2 separate regions of the Homo sapiens genome follow, and region 2 is linked to region 1. A link is a loop called in an ENCODE intact Hi-C map of the cell type or tissue named here. Cell type or tissue: mammary epithelial cell. All regions are shown on one strand.

Region 1 (8,000 bases):
AGGCATTGTCCATTTGAGAAAACACTTTTAAATAAGGAGGTCTCTAGAAGGCTAACAAGAAAAACTCTGAGAGGAGAAAAACAGATGTACTTAACGAATTTTGAAAACAGTGATCAAGAATATATAGAAAGAAATTAGACTTGTGAGCCTATCCATTGGTTAATTACCAAACCGTTAAAAAAGATAAAACTCCATTGTGCACGTACTGCAAATGTAAAGTTTTTGAATATAACAGTCTTCTTGTTGAGAAACTTTTACCATATTTCCAGAAAAAAGATCTTTCTTCATGATTGGTTTATTGTTTTATTTTAAGAATATGCATATCCAGCATGAGTTGAGAGTTGGGATGGAATGATAATGTCTTTCTCTGTTTTAACCAATCCCCTTAGAACTTACTCATTTATCATTCAACACATCATTTCTGATTATACTCAATGTGCCAAATATCGTGCAGATCAGTGGGAATCTAGTAGTGAACAAAGTTAGTCGAGATCCTGGCCCTCAATGTAAATTAGCTCAGCCATTGTGGAAAGCAGTTTGGCAATTTCTGAAAGTATTTAAAACAGAATTACCATTCAACCCAGCAATCCCATTAGTGGGTATGGACCCAGAGGGATTGAAATCATTCTACCATAAAGACATATACATGCATATGTTTATTGCAGCACTGTTCAAAGTAGCAAAGATATGGAATCAACCTAAATACCCATCAAGGGTGGACTGGATAAAGAAAATGTGGTACACATACACCATGGAATACTATACAGCCATAAAAAAGGAAATTATGTCCTTTGTAGCAATGTGGATGAAGCTGGAGGCCATTATCCTAAGCAAACTAACACAGATACAGAAAACCAAATACGGCATGTTCTCACTTATAAGTGGTAGCTAAACATTGAGTACATATGGACACAAATAAGGGAACAACAGATACTGAAGCTTACTTGAGGGCAGATGGTGGGAAGAGGGTGAGGATAAAAAAACCATCTATCTGTTACTATGCTTTTGTTTAATTAAATTAATTAATTAATTAAGTTTTGAGACAGAGTCTCACTCTGTCACCCAGGCAGGAGTGCAGTGGCGCAACCTTGTCTCACCAAAGCCTCTGCCTCCCAGGTTCAAGCGATTCTCCTGATTCAGCCTCCTGAGTAGCTTGGATTACAGGCGCATGCCACCATGCCCAGCTACTTTTTGTATTTTTAGTAGAGACAGGGTTTCACCATGTTGGCCAGGATGGTCTTGAATTCCTGGCCTCAAGTGACCTACCCATCTCAGCCTCCCAAAGTGCTGGGATTTCAGGCTTGAGCCACTGCACCTGGCCATCTGTTACTATGCTTATTACCTGGGTGATGAAATAATCTGTATACCAAAACCCTGTGACACACAATTTACCTATATAACAAACGTGCACATGTACCCCTGAACTTGAAATAAATTTAAATTAAAAAGACTAAAGACCCCTGCCCTCACAAAGCTTCCCTTGCCTCACTTCTCTCAATGGGCAGGTAGATATGCCCAGGAATACATGCTGAACAATCAAAGAAATCTCTTTTCTATCACATGCTAGGAACTAAAAAGATATTTATCAGGAAAATGATAGTGGTTAGCCTTCCTTACCAACATACAAGTATTTAACAAAATCAAAAATATATGCAGTATGGATTAATGTTATCAGCATTTCAACCGCATTGCAGTTGTTTAAATGGTTAAGATGTATGCGGAGCTCAAAACTAGGATGATTACAACCAAGGCTTCATTTCTCCCTGTCTTCTCAGCAGCAGCCACTCCACTGGAAGTAGAACTGGCCATGGTGGTGCTGACGGGAACCATGGAGAAGATGGGATAGTGGTTCCTCCAGCATAGGATGTTCAGTGGCTAGGGATTCCCAGGTCTTGTTTGACATCAATTACCGTACAGTTTCCTACATTGGTGAACAAATAGGGCTATAACTTAGCTTAGACTTCCTCCCCCTTATCATGTGTGTGAATTATTCATAAGTCAAGTTTATGTTTACAGAGACCTACTGTAGTCTCACCATTTCGTCAGCATCACCATAAAACCTGCGACTCGAAATATGAAGGTGAATCATGAGATGATCAGATTTATTTGAAATGCTATTAAAATTATAGACCTTCCACCTGAGTTGTTCCTATTCTAAAGCTCAAAAATGGCCCTTAGAAAATCTCTCCTTTCGTTCTTCTGGTTCTGCATGCTGTAATGTAAGCTAAATATGAGCTTTTGAAGAGCAATAAACAATAAATAAAAAGAAATGTTTGCTTCCCCAGAAATATAATTTTATTTTTTTTTACAGTGCAAAAATACAGCATACAAATAGTATTATCCTGGAAGAAAAAAATCTCATCTGAGAACCTTGAAACAGTAGAAAAAAGGGTGATGAGTCAGTGGGACAGAGTTCTATTCAAGAGGAGCTTTGATTTTTATTTACTCGTTTTTTTTTTCAAGCCAGGAATTCGAATGATGAAAGCTGGAATTTTTCTCAAGATTGTCAGAGAGGGCCAGGATTAGCTGCATAATTATGTGGGGAAATAGATAGGATGTTATTGTTGAATTCGTGCTTGAGGATCAGCTAGGCTGCAAAGGTGGAGTCTCTCATCTGATCCAGAAGGGGTAGAAGAGTCTGCACAAGCTTCTGTGCACCTGGGAATGTTTCGTGCGTTGAGAGGAGAGGTGGGGTCTCAGCAGGAGGAGGTCCTGCAGGTGGTGCTGCAAGGGGTCGGCTGGCCGCAGGGAGGCCGGCAGCAGGGGGACTGCACAGACACAGGCTGGCAGCAGGTGGTGGCCCAGCAGCAGGGCCTGCACACCACAGCCGTGCACGACGAGGGGCAGCAGGTGATGGGGCGGCAGCAGCCTTCCTGCAGGGAGCAGGGGTCGCAGCACACCGGGCGGCGGCAGGGCTCGCAGATGGGGCGCGTGCAGCGGGGCACGCAGGTCACGGGGCGGCACACGGTGGTCTGGCAGGTCACGGGGCGGCAGCAGCAGGGGTCGCGGCAGCAGCAGGGCTGGCAGCAGCCTCCCCCGTAGCTCAGGGAGGACAAGGTGGAGCCGCAGCAGGAGCCGGTCATGGTGGTGTCTGAGGCTGGTGTGGGTTGGGCTGTTGAGAGGAGCTGGATGTTCTCAGGTGTGAATGTCCTCGTTCCACTCTGGGCCCTTTATATATCCTAGCTGGATGCTGATGACCCCCAGGACATGAGGTCATTTCCTGGAGTTGTAGCTGCCCGTTGAAATGAGAACTCTGGATTTAACTGCTGAGGCAGCGATCCCTAAATCACTAAAGAATGCTTTGTTTTCTACCTGTCTACTTTTTCCCTAGAACGGAATACCTGGTCATGTATATCATCAGAACAATTGCTCATCTATCAGCTAGTCCTTCCAGGCCATGCCATGTGAGAAGGTGCAAGTTTGAAGAATCCAGCCACCATCACACTTTCCTCTTGTTCGCTGCCATCCGTGACTTAAGCATGGGACTGGAATGTTCATGAGTCACAGGCTGGGTTTCTGATTGGCATTGAGATCAAGCAAGAATTTCTTAAAAACCAAAATGGCTCATAAGAGCAGATGTGTATTGATTCTGCTATGGAAAGAATGGCCCAGTGTTTAATGACACAGTGCCTAACCTTGTTTATAAGAAAATCATCACCAAAGCTGCTAGACTGATTTTATTTTAGTAATCTGAGTTGGTTTATAACTCATTAACACTTATGAGACACTTATTATGTAGATGGTACTGTACTATTTGGGGGTGGAGGGGGAAAGGAAAGAAAAATAGCTTTCAAATAGTTTCCTATCACATAGTAATCATAACTTTTAGTAAGGCAAGACAAAGATAAATCAAGCAATTAAAGGGAAAGAACTTTTCTGGGAACAATAAGGTCAAACTAAATGGGGATTTCATTCATTCTGTGCCTTTCTGAATGCCCTTCCCTGATTATTGACCTAGAAATAAAATTGAAATTGGGCTATTTCTTGCTTTCTTGCTTTGACATATGCACTTTGTATTACATACTTAAAAATCTATGGACAATATCTACAAAGGAATCAATTATCTTTCTGTCACAGCTTCTTTAGTTTGTTGGCTGAGGGTTTTGTTTGTTTATGAGGTGGGAAGGTGGCATTATGAAAAAGACAAGGGGAATTAGTTTAGCTGGTGACCAATAAAATAGCTTTGTCTTTTCCAGCCATAGCAAAGATGAATAGGAATACAGAAAATAAATTTAGAGTTGGAAGGTAGATTAAAGATAACATTGTCCAAGGAATGCTGATGGTCTTCAGTGCAAATTTACCTCTGAGGTGTGTTTTGTTTTGTTTTCTCTTTTTAAAAATACACCCTTTGGTCTATCATATCCCTGATCTTTGAAGTCCTTTGAGTCTATGATCCATCATAGTCCATCACAGTTTTTGGAAGACCAGATTTACAAAATGAATTCCTCCAAAGTCGTACGGATCAAAGAGTGGCAAATATTTAGCAATACCACAGGTCTTCTGTGGAGTAGAAACACTGGTGATGTCTCCCAGTCTTTTTCCAACTCGGAGTCACTCAAAATAGATAACATGTAGCAGTAGTTATTAAAAAGTTTTATTCCCTTTAGTGAAATAAAATAAGTACTCACTTGATACATGGTTTAGCATTCTGTTCTTTGTTTTGGAATGTATACAGAGATGCCAAACTAAAAAGAGAAATATGTCTGTAAATCCACTGCTTTTGTTAACAAAAGAACACAGTACTAAGAAATACTGTTTTCTAAAATTATAGGCTGTTAGAAACCTTGCTCTTCCAAGCCACATCAGTAAGAAGGAAACATTTCACTCTTGCCTAGACAGGATCTAAGTCATCTGGACAGAGAAGCAACCTCAGTACCCAACCCAGGTACAGAATTTCAGACAAGTGACTTGCAGACACAACATTCCCCATTTGTCTCAACTATACAGTTTCCAGTGAAAGAGGACCATAAGTCTGTTTCACAGCTCAGGTCTGGTGTTAATTATTTTTTATACACAGCCCTGTTTTTCTTGAGCCTATGAAAACACTATGTCACGTAATTTTACCCCACCATTCCTCAACATTTTATAATAACATTTCTCCTCCTTTGTTTGGGAGGATGCCCCATGGTCCTCAGCCATGTGGTCTCCCTTGCTGTAGCACATTAATAGTCCTAAGCTATTGGACAAGAGATGTATCCCTGGTCTTTACCACATGGACTTTTTTAGTCATGTTATTCAAGTTCCACACATTCTTCAAGTGCATAATCACCAGGATGGAAACAAGTAAATCTGAAGCACAGTGAAAATAACTTGTGAGATTTTTGTAGTTGGATAGATAAAGAATGTAGTGTTGGTGACCTCTTGTGATGGTGGGCCATGCCCTCTTCTTAATAGTTTTATGAATTATATTTTGTTAGGAACTAGTCTGGAAGCCACTAGATGTTAGGAAAATTATTAAAATTCTAAAATTAGAAAATACATTCCTTAAGGACTTCGTTCTCAGAAATAATCTTAAAAATATCCTCCAATCATAAGAGTCAGGGATGGGATGGGGAATATTGACGGGCACAGGGCAGGAGGAAAATGGAGAAGATAAAGAAGGATTCCAGTCCTTTCTCCACCTCTTTGCAGTTGTCTAACTTAGAGTAAATGACTTACCCTTAGCCAGGTTTCCTCATCTGTAAAATGGGCAGAGTCTTCGGTGCCTGGTGTTCTTCAGAGGCTGGCTTATCATAAAATCCATACAAACATGGAAGACAGAGAAAGGGATATAATTAATTAGATATAATTAGAAAAGAAAAGAGTTTAGTTGTGAGAGACAGAAAAACTAAATGATCAGGGGACTGGTGGAATTTGTTGCTAGAATTTTTTTAAAAATTTCATCTGAGTTTTTTAGATATTCATTTGCCTAAAGTCAGGGAAGGCAAAGTAATCTTTTGAGGTCTATTACAGCTTTGAGTTGTTTAATTCCCTTGGAAGGTTCAATGTGAAAGAAAGAGTCGAACCATCAGATACTTACATGTTGCTCAATCCTTCTTTTACCTGATGCTGCACTCCTATTCATAAATCCTATAATCTAGGACTCATTCCTGTGGACTTGTAGAATGAATTTTTAAAGATTATTTTCATTCTGAGACAGCCTTAATCTGATGCCAAGTTGTTGTGGGTTTTTTTTTTTGCCTTCTTCATTATATTTATTAGAAAATCTATTCCTACTGGTAGATGTAGACTATCCTGAAAAAAAATTACAATTTAAGTTTGGTTAGTAAAGCCCTCCCCTGAATTTGTTCCCATTCCCAGTGAGTTGATATGTAGTAGATAGCACATCTTTTGAGCCTGTTCGATACAGTGATGTCCAAATGCTCCACAAGGAATATAAATGAATGTTACTGGGCATTTAACTATGTGCCAGGCATCTTGCATACATAAAAAGTTATAATTGTTATTTAACTTCCCTAGCAATCTACATTGGTAAATGTTGCTTTTCCCATTTTGCGGATGAGAAAACTCGAGAGTCAGAGAGGTTAAGTTACACTAATGCCAAAATTTTTTCTTTAAATAATTATCTACCTTTTAAAATTCTTGTGGTAAAGACAATTTCCTTTTATTTTGACAACTAAACAAACAGAAATTAAGTACCGGCTACGTATTAAACTTTGAGCTCAGTATTGGAAGCCAAAAACAAACTGTGGTCCCCTCCTTGGAGGCAAAAAAACATATAATCTCAATACAATGCCTTATGGGGAGGGAGGTAAGCTATTGGAACTTGCTGAGAGCTCCTAACCTGTATGTGTGTGTGTGTGTGTGTGTGTGTGTGTATGCATTTGCACATGTGTTTGTGTGATACAGGGGTTGGGACAGGACTACTGGAGAAGACTGAATTGAATCTTGGAAATGAATCAGAGTTAAGTAGGTGATGAAGGTGAAGAGAAAGAGTGTGTAAAAGAACAGATAAGTGAAAGAACATGAGGAAAAGCGAAACATTTGGAACTGCAAATGTTTAATAACTATAAGGTCAGTGTTGCTTGAAGTGAATCTTAGTGGGGAGCAGTGAGACATGGATCTATAGAGATGGGCAAAGGACAGGCAGCAGACCACCTGATGTGCACACACTTCCTAGCCACATGGGTAATCTGAGGACTGGCCTAGCTCTCCTGTAACATCTTCAAATACCAAATACTTGTACCAGGAATCCTAGTGCCTGTCTCTGTTCCTCTTCTGTCTTTCTCATCATCTCCATCATCTTCCTCTTCACTCTTCCTCCTATTCATTGCCTTGCCTCCCCTCTTCACTTTTTATTCATCCCTTATCTCTTACTTTTTGTCTCTCTTTTTTTGTTGTCATTTTATTCCACCTATGACAAACTCAAGATACTGTTTTTTTGCACATTCATTTACATTCACTTCTCTGCCAAACCGATTCTTCTGATTACAGTTTAGCAGGTGCTGTTTCATACTTATTATTATATTACATTTTTTTCTTCACTTTGGGTGTCTTCATTGTGGCTTGTCCTTGTGACTATTCTTGGAAGGCTTCCAGGCCATGCTTGTTAAGCCCTCAAGGAGCTCAAATCCTGGTCTTCCTCTGAAATAATGGTCCTGAAATTCTAATGAATTACATGGAAGTGATAGAAAATAAACAGCCTTGGGCCCCACTCCCAGAGATTTTGATTCATTAGGTTTGGTTTGGGGCCTAAGAATGTGCATTTTAATAGGCAATTGCAAGAGATTCTATTGTGTATGACGCATGGGCCACACTTTGAAAAATGCTACTCTAGGAACTGTGGTAAGAAGATGAGATGCGCTGTGCTGGTCAGTTTACTACCAGTGGTCATTCTGGGCTTGGCATATGCTATTCCCACTTCTACCCCTCTTCATGAACATTGTCTTTCCTTTTGTCTATTCCATTAGACCATAAGCTTCTTGGATACAAGGCATGTAGCTTGTTCATCACTAATCAGGCAGCACCTGTCAACTGGAGGTCCCTTGATAAACAATTCC
Region 2 (8,000 bases), 110 kb before region 1:
TTTCATTTCTGATTACCATCCCTCTAATTATAATTTGTAGCCTTTCTTAAAAGGGACCCTGTGGGGGTGGGGGGGGGCAGTGGGTGTGGTTGCTCACACCTGTAATCCCAGCACTTTGGGAGGCCAAGGCAGGTGGATCATCTGAGGTCAGGAGTTCGAGACCAGCCTGACCAACGTGGAGAAACTCTGTCTCTACTAAAAAAAAAAAAAAAAACCACAATTGTCTGGGCATGGTGGCGCATGCCTGTAATCCTAGCTACTTGGGAGGCCAAGGCAGGAGAATCACTTGAACCCAGGAGGTGGAGGTTGCGGTGAGCCGAGATCGTGCCATTGCACTCCAGCCTGGGCAACACGAGCAAAACTCTGTCTCAAAAAAAAAAAAAGAAAAAAAATGGAATCCTGGGGGTGGACTTTGGATATTTCATCCTATCAGCCTTGTGTCCTGTTACTCTTGGGATGGGTCAAAACCAGGAAGTCCCCTGCAGCTTTGGCAGCCCACAATTGCTGATGAAGCCACAAATTGTTGGAAACATGAATATCCGGCATTCATTGTTTTGAGCCTATGCTCGCCATGAATATGAACTAGTTAGAAATGAGACCTACACTTTCCCAATGCTTCTCCATTCAAGACCTCTTGGCTTTATATCTAGTAGAGCAGGGCTATACTGTGCCAATCTTCTAGCAATAAACTTCACACAAATCCAACAGCCTAATTGTTGTGGTTAGAATGAGAAGAGATGAAGATGCTGTTGAGTTAGGTCATCTGGTCTCCAAAGCAGAACTTCACAAGGTGATACTTTCTTGTGAAGTCACAGTGGTCTATGTCTGTTCTTAGGCTGGTGGGTTATTAGTGCACCAGAACCAAAGGGATTCTCAGGAGCTGACTCAGAGTAACCTGACTTTTAAGTGCCAGATGAAAGAGACAGAATGCAAACTTATTAATTTAACATTGAAAGATGATCCATTTTGCAACCACAGAGTTCCCAACTGCAAATCAATGCACCTTCTTTGTTGTACCTAAGAATTAGAGAAACCAAATTGTAATATGAAGGCTTTTGTCAAAAATGGAACTAGAAGAGGGATATGGGGTCTTGAGGAATGAGGTTGAAAAACTGCCTCAAGTCCACACGTGCTTAGATGGTGTTCATGAGTTCAGTGTTGCCCCTTCCTGGATTGGGCTGGACACTGTTGTGTTGTGTTTTTAGGGCTCACTTTCTCTTTTTAAAATATTTTCTTAACCACTTGAACCACCAGGGATATGGCTCACCTTCTTTAGACCTCCAAGACAAGCATTATTTCTTTAATTCTTTATAGCTTTCATTAGGCTACATGTATGACATTTTCAAACTTGAGTAATTATTTAATTGATTGGGCATTTGGAATAGAGGATTTGAGTTTGTTCAGATTTTGACTTTAACATTTACTAGCTGTGACACTGAGCAAATTACTTAACTTCTGTAAGCCTTAGTTCACTTGTTAGTAATGTGGTAATAACCATAGTATGGTAGGGCCATTGTGAGAATTGAGTGAGATAATTCATGTAAAGCATGTAGCACAATGTCTAGAGGCATAATATTTAATCAGTTTTTAATTGAATGAAAGAAGCATTACTCTTTCTACTTTTTGGCCCTAGGAGACACTGTGGCTTCTGTGCATCTGTGATTACTTTTATTATGTGTTGGCGGTGGAGAAGCCTTCCAGCTGTTTTCTCCATTGACACCATAACCTGACTCCAGGAAACATCAGGGCCACAAGAGACAAGGGTAACAGATATTGTACTAGGAGAAGGGCCATCAGTCCTCTCTGAATTGCCCTGTCATTTCAGTTGTCCACAAAAGTGATCCTGTTACAGGGATGACTTCAAACTGTTCTCCCTTCTCCTCCAGGGCTATCTTCTTCCTACTGGCCGCAAAGATTGTGAAGGTTGATACATGATGGAGAGGTCCTTTACAACTGAGCTCCCTAACATTCTGGAAAACAGAAGAGTTGGACCTTTATGTGGTTTTTACTTTGGGTCAGGTGTGACTCAGCTTTCTTTTAAAAAGAAAGGTTCTATCCTTAATATAGCACTTTCATTAGTTATCAGAATGGCTTTGCATGACTATGCCATTGTCATTTGGCTCAAGTGAAATAATTCATTAGCTCTCATGTGATTGTTTTGCCAACTGAAGTAAGCTTCACGAAGCAGTATAATGCAATCCTACTAACAAGGTTACTGGGTGCCAGGCATGCTCTAGGAGCTTTGCATGCATTAATTAATGATGTCATCTCAGCCCTATGAAGTAGATGCTATTAATAGCCCCATTTTAAAGATGAGGAAATAGAGAGATTAAGTAACTTGCCCAAGATCTCATGGTATGTGGCAGGGCTGGGAATCAGAGACCCAGCTGGTCTAGATTCAAGTATGTGTTATTAATCAGTACATGATTCTGCTTTTTAAACAAAGGTGGCCAAAGTTCTTTTCTAGGTTTTTCTAATACCTTTAAAAGGGTGCTTGTTCTGAGATTTCATCCTAGTCTCCTTTCCCCACTGAACTTAACAGAGTCCTCTTACATGGGTAGTAATTTTATTTACCTTCCACTGTGAGACTTCTCCCTGCAACCAGAGTCTATGCTGGGAGTGGGGAAGGGGGTGTTTCTTAGAAAGTGGCAGTGAAGGAAGAGAACACAGTTATTTTTTTCCGGTCAATGGAAAATGAGCTGACAGACATTTATCCTCCACAGAAGTGCAGAGAGAAGACCTTTTTACTCTTACATACAGTTGATGGGTAGTTCTTTATGACCAGCTACCCATGTTTAGAGATGTTCAGCCCAAAGCATGGTCTCTCTCTAGGTCTTCTGGGTCAGTAGAGTTAGGCAGTTTCTTTAAGGGCCACAGATACCAAATGGGTGGATACAACCCTTTCCAGGAAACTCTTGAGCACTAGCGTGCCCAGTGGCCCTCCATAACGAGCTGTAATATCGGAAATTTTTGCTTCTGGATTAGCAGAAAGGCCTTTTTGATTCTTTTTTGTTTCTGTTTTTTTTGTTTGTTTGTTTTTGGAGAAGGAAAAAGAGAAAGGAGTCCCAAACTTGCTCTCCTCCTGAAAAAAGTAAGAGATCTTACTGTCTGAGATGTTTTCTCCAGGTACGACTAGTATGTCCGCCTTGACTATTGGGTTGTTCCAGAGAGAGAGAAAGAGGGGGGGGGGTGAGAGAGAGAAAGAGAGAGAGAGAGAGAGAGAGAGAGAGGATCAAGAAAACATATTCAGAAATTTTGCTATTGTGATGCCTTCTTAAGATGTTTAGAAACATTGATATACATTTTTTCCCATGTGCATGTAAGTGGTAGCCTGTGGCTCAAAAGCATCACCTAGGAAAGCTCTCCAAATATGATGTTTAACCTGAAAGGATAATTACAGCAAACCTTTCAATGTTGCCAAACAGGGTTGTTCCCATTTGAACTGGGTGCGTGGGTTGTTCCCATGAAACTTGTGAATCATTCATGAACACACTGATCAGATATTTCTAGCCAGCCCAATACCCAGAGGATTCATTTCCTATAAAAGACATTTGATCACAGTGTTGAAACAATGTATTCAAGGTTTGCTTGCCCTGAGACTAACCCAAGTCTGTGTCACGGATGCTGATTGCCTCAGCCTAGAAATTCTTCCTAACCTAATAATGACCTATTCTCTTCTCTTTGGGGACACTTTCCTTTTCTCTTGAATTTTAATGTTTCCCCCCTTCTCTCATTTAAAGTGGATGTTTGCTTTTAAAATGTGTTTTCATTATAAAAACTTTAATTTTAAATCAAAATGGACAGAAATAGGATAAACTTACTCAGGTAAGGGATCCGTTTCTGTCTAGAGTAAGATACTTTTCTTCATTGTTTGAAAAATGGAAATTATGGGAATTAATAACAACATAGAGTCATTATCTTCTAAAGACATGAAGATCTCACTGATACCATCCAATTGCCTTTAAAAGACACTGGCAAAGTGGGGTGGGGGGGGTTGGAAGACTTTTTTTGGTGTCAGTTCTTATTTACAGAGGTAGAAAGCTAGACATGATAAGTAATGTCAGAGCTTGTAAGAGAAACTAAGGACGTAAGCTTTGAAGAGTCCATGGTGACTGCCCAGAGTCTAAGCACAGAGAAGCCAAATGGTACTTCTGAGAGTTAGAGCCTGAGGTCACTGTCTTGGGGTCCAGTGTTCTTCACATTAGGCCTCAGTCCACACCTGTTCACTACAGATGTGCCTGGGAACGAGGAGAGTGAGGAGCAGAAGACGGGGAACAAGGAGAGTGAGGAGCAGAAGAAAGAGCACTGGTCCTCTTTTCGACCCACGTACCATGGACCAGTTACTGTTCTTTCTGTGCCCCAGATTCTCCATCTCTCACATTAAAAATGCTATTAGCTGCCATCCAATACCTTCCGCATTCAAAAATCCACATATTCTCTGCATTTCTGGATGAGGGATAAAGACTCCTTGGATGATTCTCACTGGAAGCTGTGATGAGCTGGAGAAGGGTGCTTTGAAGAGTTGAAAAGCAAGCTGTTGCTACTACAGATTATTTCTGTTCTTGTATCAGGTGCTATTTGACCTTTCTAAGGAAATAAAAGTACTGATAATTCAATCCCATTATTGTGCGGCATGGATGAGTCAGTTAAATTTTCTGCCCAGCAGTTTCCTCATCTGTGAAATGGGGCTATTAATAATATCTACTTCATGATGGGGTTGTGAGGATTAAATGAGTTGATGATATTTATTAAATTATTGGTCATTATTGATTAACTCCATTTTATAAACAGGCGAATAGACACGAAGGAGGGGGGAATCTGCATGTGTGGTTGTCTATCAAGCTATGCCCAAATCTAAAAGCCTCAAATAAGTCATCAAGTCATTCAGATCTTTAAGCCAAAAGCCCCCATCAGTGATAAAGCAGTGGCTTTTAATTCAGTGCACACACTTCAGCTGAGACTTTTGTTAAAATTTGGATTCCCAGGTCCCACAGCTGGAGATGCAGATACAGGAGGTCTGGGGTAAGGCCCAGGAATCTGAATGATACAGACTCCCCTATTAATGCAATTGCAGGTGGCTTCTGGGTCACACTGGAGAAGTTTTGGCGGGACGTCAGGTAAGGGGTTACCACTAACTGAACTCTGGAGGAAAAGTTTCTGGGTAGTCTCTTCTGATCAGCAATTGCTGGAATTGGCTCTGGGAAGTAAGGATGCAAAGGGTGTGGGCTGTGTGATGGGGGCAGGTGATGGGGGACAGTTAAGGGGTGAGAGGCAAGGAGAAAGGGGGAAGCGTGGTTACTTACCTCTGTGTTTGGAAGAGTTTAAACTAGCTATGACATGAAGTGGAGTCAACAAGAAGAAAGGAAAAAAATCTAGAAAAAATATATCTAAAATATCTCCCTTTTTAAGAAATATAATTATGGACCCTCAGAGTGAGAAGCAGAGATATAGGATTTGACCTCAGGCTCTGGACACCATGCTGTGTTTCCTGATTCATGGTTGTCTTTCGAACTGTGCTAAAATTACACTTTCCCTCCCCACGAGCCCCTTTTCTGCTCTAGCTGCTGACTTATGCTGAACTGTCATAAAACCTTAAATTTCCTCCTGTGGCTGTGTAGGATACTTATTTAGCCTCCTAGTAAAAATCCAGTCTCCTTATTGCCTTTAAAAGTTTTGACCACATGCATACAACCAGCAAATGGTTTTACATTCTCTTATACGAAGAAGACACTTAAAAAAAAAAACAAAACTGCAAGCCTTCGAGTGGCTAACTCCCCTCTTTACTGTGCAGCTTATAATCATATATTTTTTAAAACCATGAATGGCATGGGGGATATTTTGCTCTCCATAGGAGGAAGGCATCCTACTTCTAGGATAAACTGAAAATGGCACTGCTGCATCAGTTCAATCTTAGCTTGAGTCCAGTGAGATTCCTCAACCCTAATTTTGTAGCTCGGAGCAGATTTTAGTGTGGATGATATATATCAAGGTCCACCTGGGCCCAGCACTGAACCAGAAAGAAAGGAAGAAGGTATTGATGGAAACGACATGTGTCTAGGTTTAAATATAGGGAATAGGAATGCCCTTCTGCAAAGCACCTTACAGTTTATGAGACCCTTTCACCATTATTATTCCATTTTATCCTTGCAGCCGTGTGGTAGGCAGGGCTTATATTGTTATATCCTATTTACTCGAGGTCATACATGCCCAGGCTGGATTGAGACTCCGTCCCAAGGTTTCTGAATCCCAGTTCCATGCTCTTTCCACATTTTCATCCTGCAGCCTGAGATAGTACGCAGTTAACTACTGACCGGAGGTACTCTGCCCACTCAGATGAGAGAGAAATTATTGATTTAAAAGAGGTCATTCTGGGAGTTCTGCATTCCACTTGCCTAGTGTAAGTTGCTACTTGTCTGGAGGAAGTAAATCATCAAGCTGTAAGTTACACAATGCATGTGTCTTTGATGTGGGCATCAGGCATTATTGACTCATTGATATGCGATACATACCCTAAGAACTGAAAAATGCTTTATTGAGTAGAATTGTGGGCCTGATCACAGGAAATCATGTTTTTTTTTCTCCTAAAAGTTAAACACTATTAAAACTCCAAAATCATGACTGGATAACTAAATTCATGAAGAAAGAATTTTAAAATGAGATAATTACAAAAATAGGTCTAGGGCTGTAGCTAAAAGCAAAACTTACATAAAAATTACATTGGGTGGTGCTTTTCAGCATTCAAAGCAGTGTCACATAAACAATTTCATTTGATCATCACAACAACCCTGTGAAGTAGGCATGATCCTCATTTAACAAACACAGAAATTAAATTTGATGAAGTCTAAATGTTTTCCCCAAGGTCACAGCTGGGAAATGCAGGTGTAGGACTTCAGGCCTTTTGACTACCCATCTGTGTTTGATTTTGAATTATTTCTTAAAACCTCTGGCAATGTCCAATGATTATTGTCAGGAATGACTTACATATTCTGAGACTATCCTGTAAGAAGCTGTGATGATGGCTGGTATATAAATGATGCCTTCTCACATTGGGACTGCCTTGCACTTACAAGCAGCAATTATTCACTATTGCTTTTCTGCAAAATGTGTGGATATTATGTCCATTTACTCTGATGGATAGATTGAAGCAGGAATCTAAGCTATGTTTTTCTTTGTCACTCTTCACAGGGAGGGGAAGAAGGGTTATTTCTTGAGAATTCCAGCTAAATGTTCCTTGTCAAACAATCAGAACAAACTCCCATTCCCTAAAGAATAGAAAGAGAAATAGCAAATGTTTAATGAAAAGACCCATGCTATTTCTTCAAAGTGTTCTAGATTCACTCCCCACAACTTATCTGATTCTCAAATAAAATATTTGGAGAGCCTAATAGGTCACAAAGTTTTGGAGACCATGGACATTTAAAAAAATATCTTTGGAAAGGTAAAGTATGTTAGTATAGATAAATCATAATTAAGACAGCAGAGTTTAATAGGATCCATACTCGTGACTATCTACACAAGTGAATTAAATATTAAAGATCTTTTCCCCTATTTATACTGTTCCCATATATGTTTCTTTCTGTATCCAAAGACATTTAGAAGGGAAGGTTGTAGCTTTTCACCTTCAGGTGCCGGTGGCCAAAAACAACCCTAAACTTGTCTGACTGGCTCTAAGGAGGAATGTCGGTAAACAAGGCCTGAGTAAACAAGAGAGAGACCTGCCCATCAATCACCTGGGTAGTCAAGCAATGTAGGCCATCTTCCTGGGTGCTTACAAATCAGTTCCCATCCCTCAGATAAATGCAAAACATCCTTCCAGAGAAATGTAATTTATTATCATGTTAGCAGTGGTGAGTTAGGGAAGGAGCAGAATAAAAGATATTCTACCTAGCAATGGGGACCCGCTGTAGTAGTAAGAAACTAAGTACCTTAAGGGACTGGGGAGTTTTCTTAAACCTCTCTGGCAGGAGCATGTATTGGCCTCTGTTTCATAAATGTGGGTC

The links. Hi-C counts contacts between places; a loop is a spot of excess contacts. Peaks named below come from ENCODE experiments on the same cell type or tissue, not always from the same donor. Only the 100,000 strongest peaks of a DNase experiment are listed, where the experiment ranks them.
Region 2: it touches region 1 in a loop (6-fold over the local background); 5 of 110 quality-filtered maps call a loop at or near these places.

The regions. Positions count from the first base shown.
Region 1 is chr17:41,056,968-41,064,967 of GRCh38, forward strand. It overlaps KRTAP2-3 (keratin associated protein 2-3), which reads right to left and starts at 3,147. Exons shown (of 1, transcript NM_001165252.2): 1 at 2,273-3,147. The coding sequence starts at 3,083. The coding sequence ends at 2,697. RefSeq lists enhancers at 2,317-2,891, 2,892-3,466. In mammary epithelial cell, no CTCF peak of the experiment used is centred here; DNase peaks (open chromatin) are centred at 2,494, 3,444 and 5,244; H3K27ac peaks cover 2,374 bases.
Region 2 is chr17:40,950,581-40,958,580 of GRCh38, forward strand. It overlaps KRT39 (keratin 39), which reads right to left. Exons shown (of 7, transcript NM_213656.4): 7 at 7,837-8,000. All of the region lies in intron 1 of LOC107985072 (a long non-coding RNA gene), which reads left to right. Among named protein-coding and RNA genes, the nearest start is that of KRT39, 12 kb to the right of the region's middle. RefSeq lists enhancers at 2,857-4,056, 5,955-7,154. In mammary epithelial cell, no CTCF peak of the experiment used is centred here; DNase peaks (open chromatin) are centred at 2,281, 3,511 and 6,371; H3K27ac peaks cover 7,278 bases.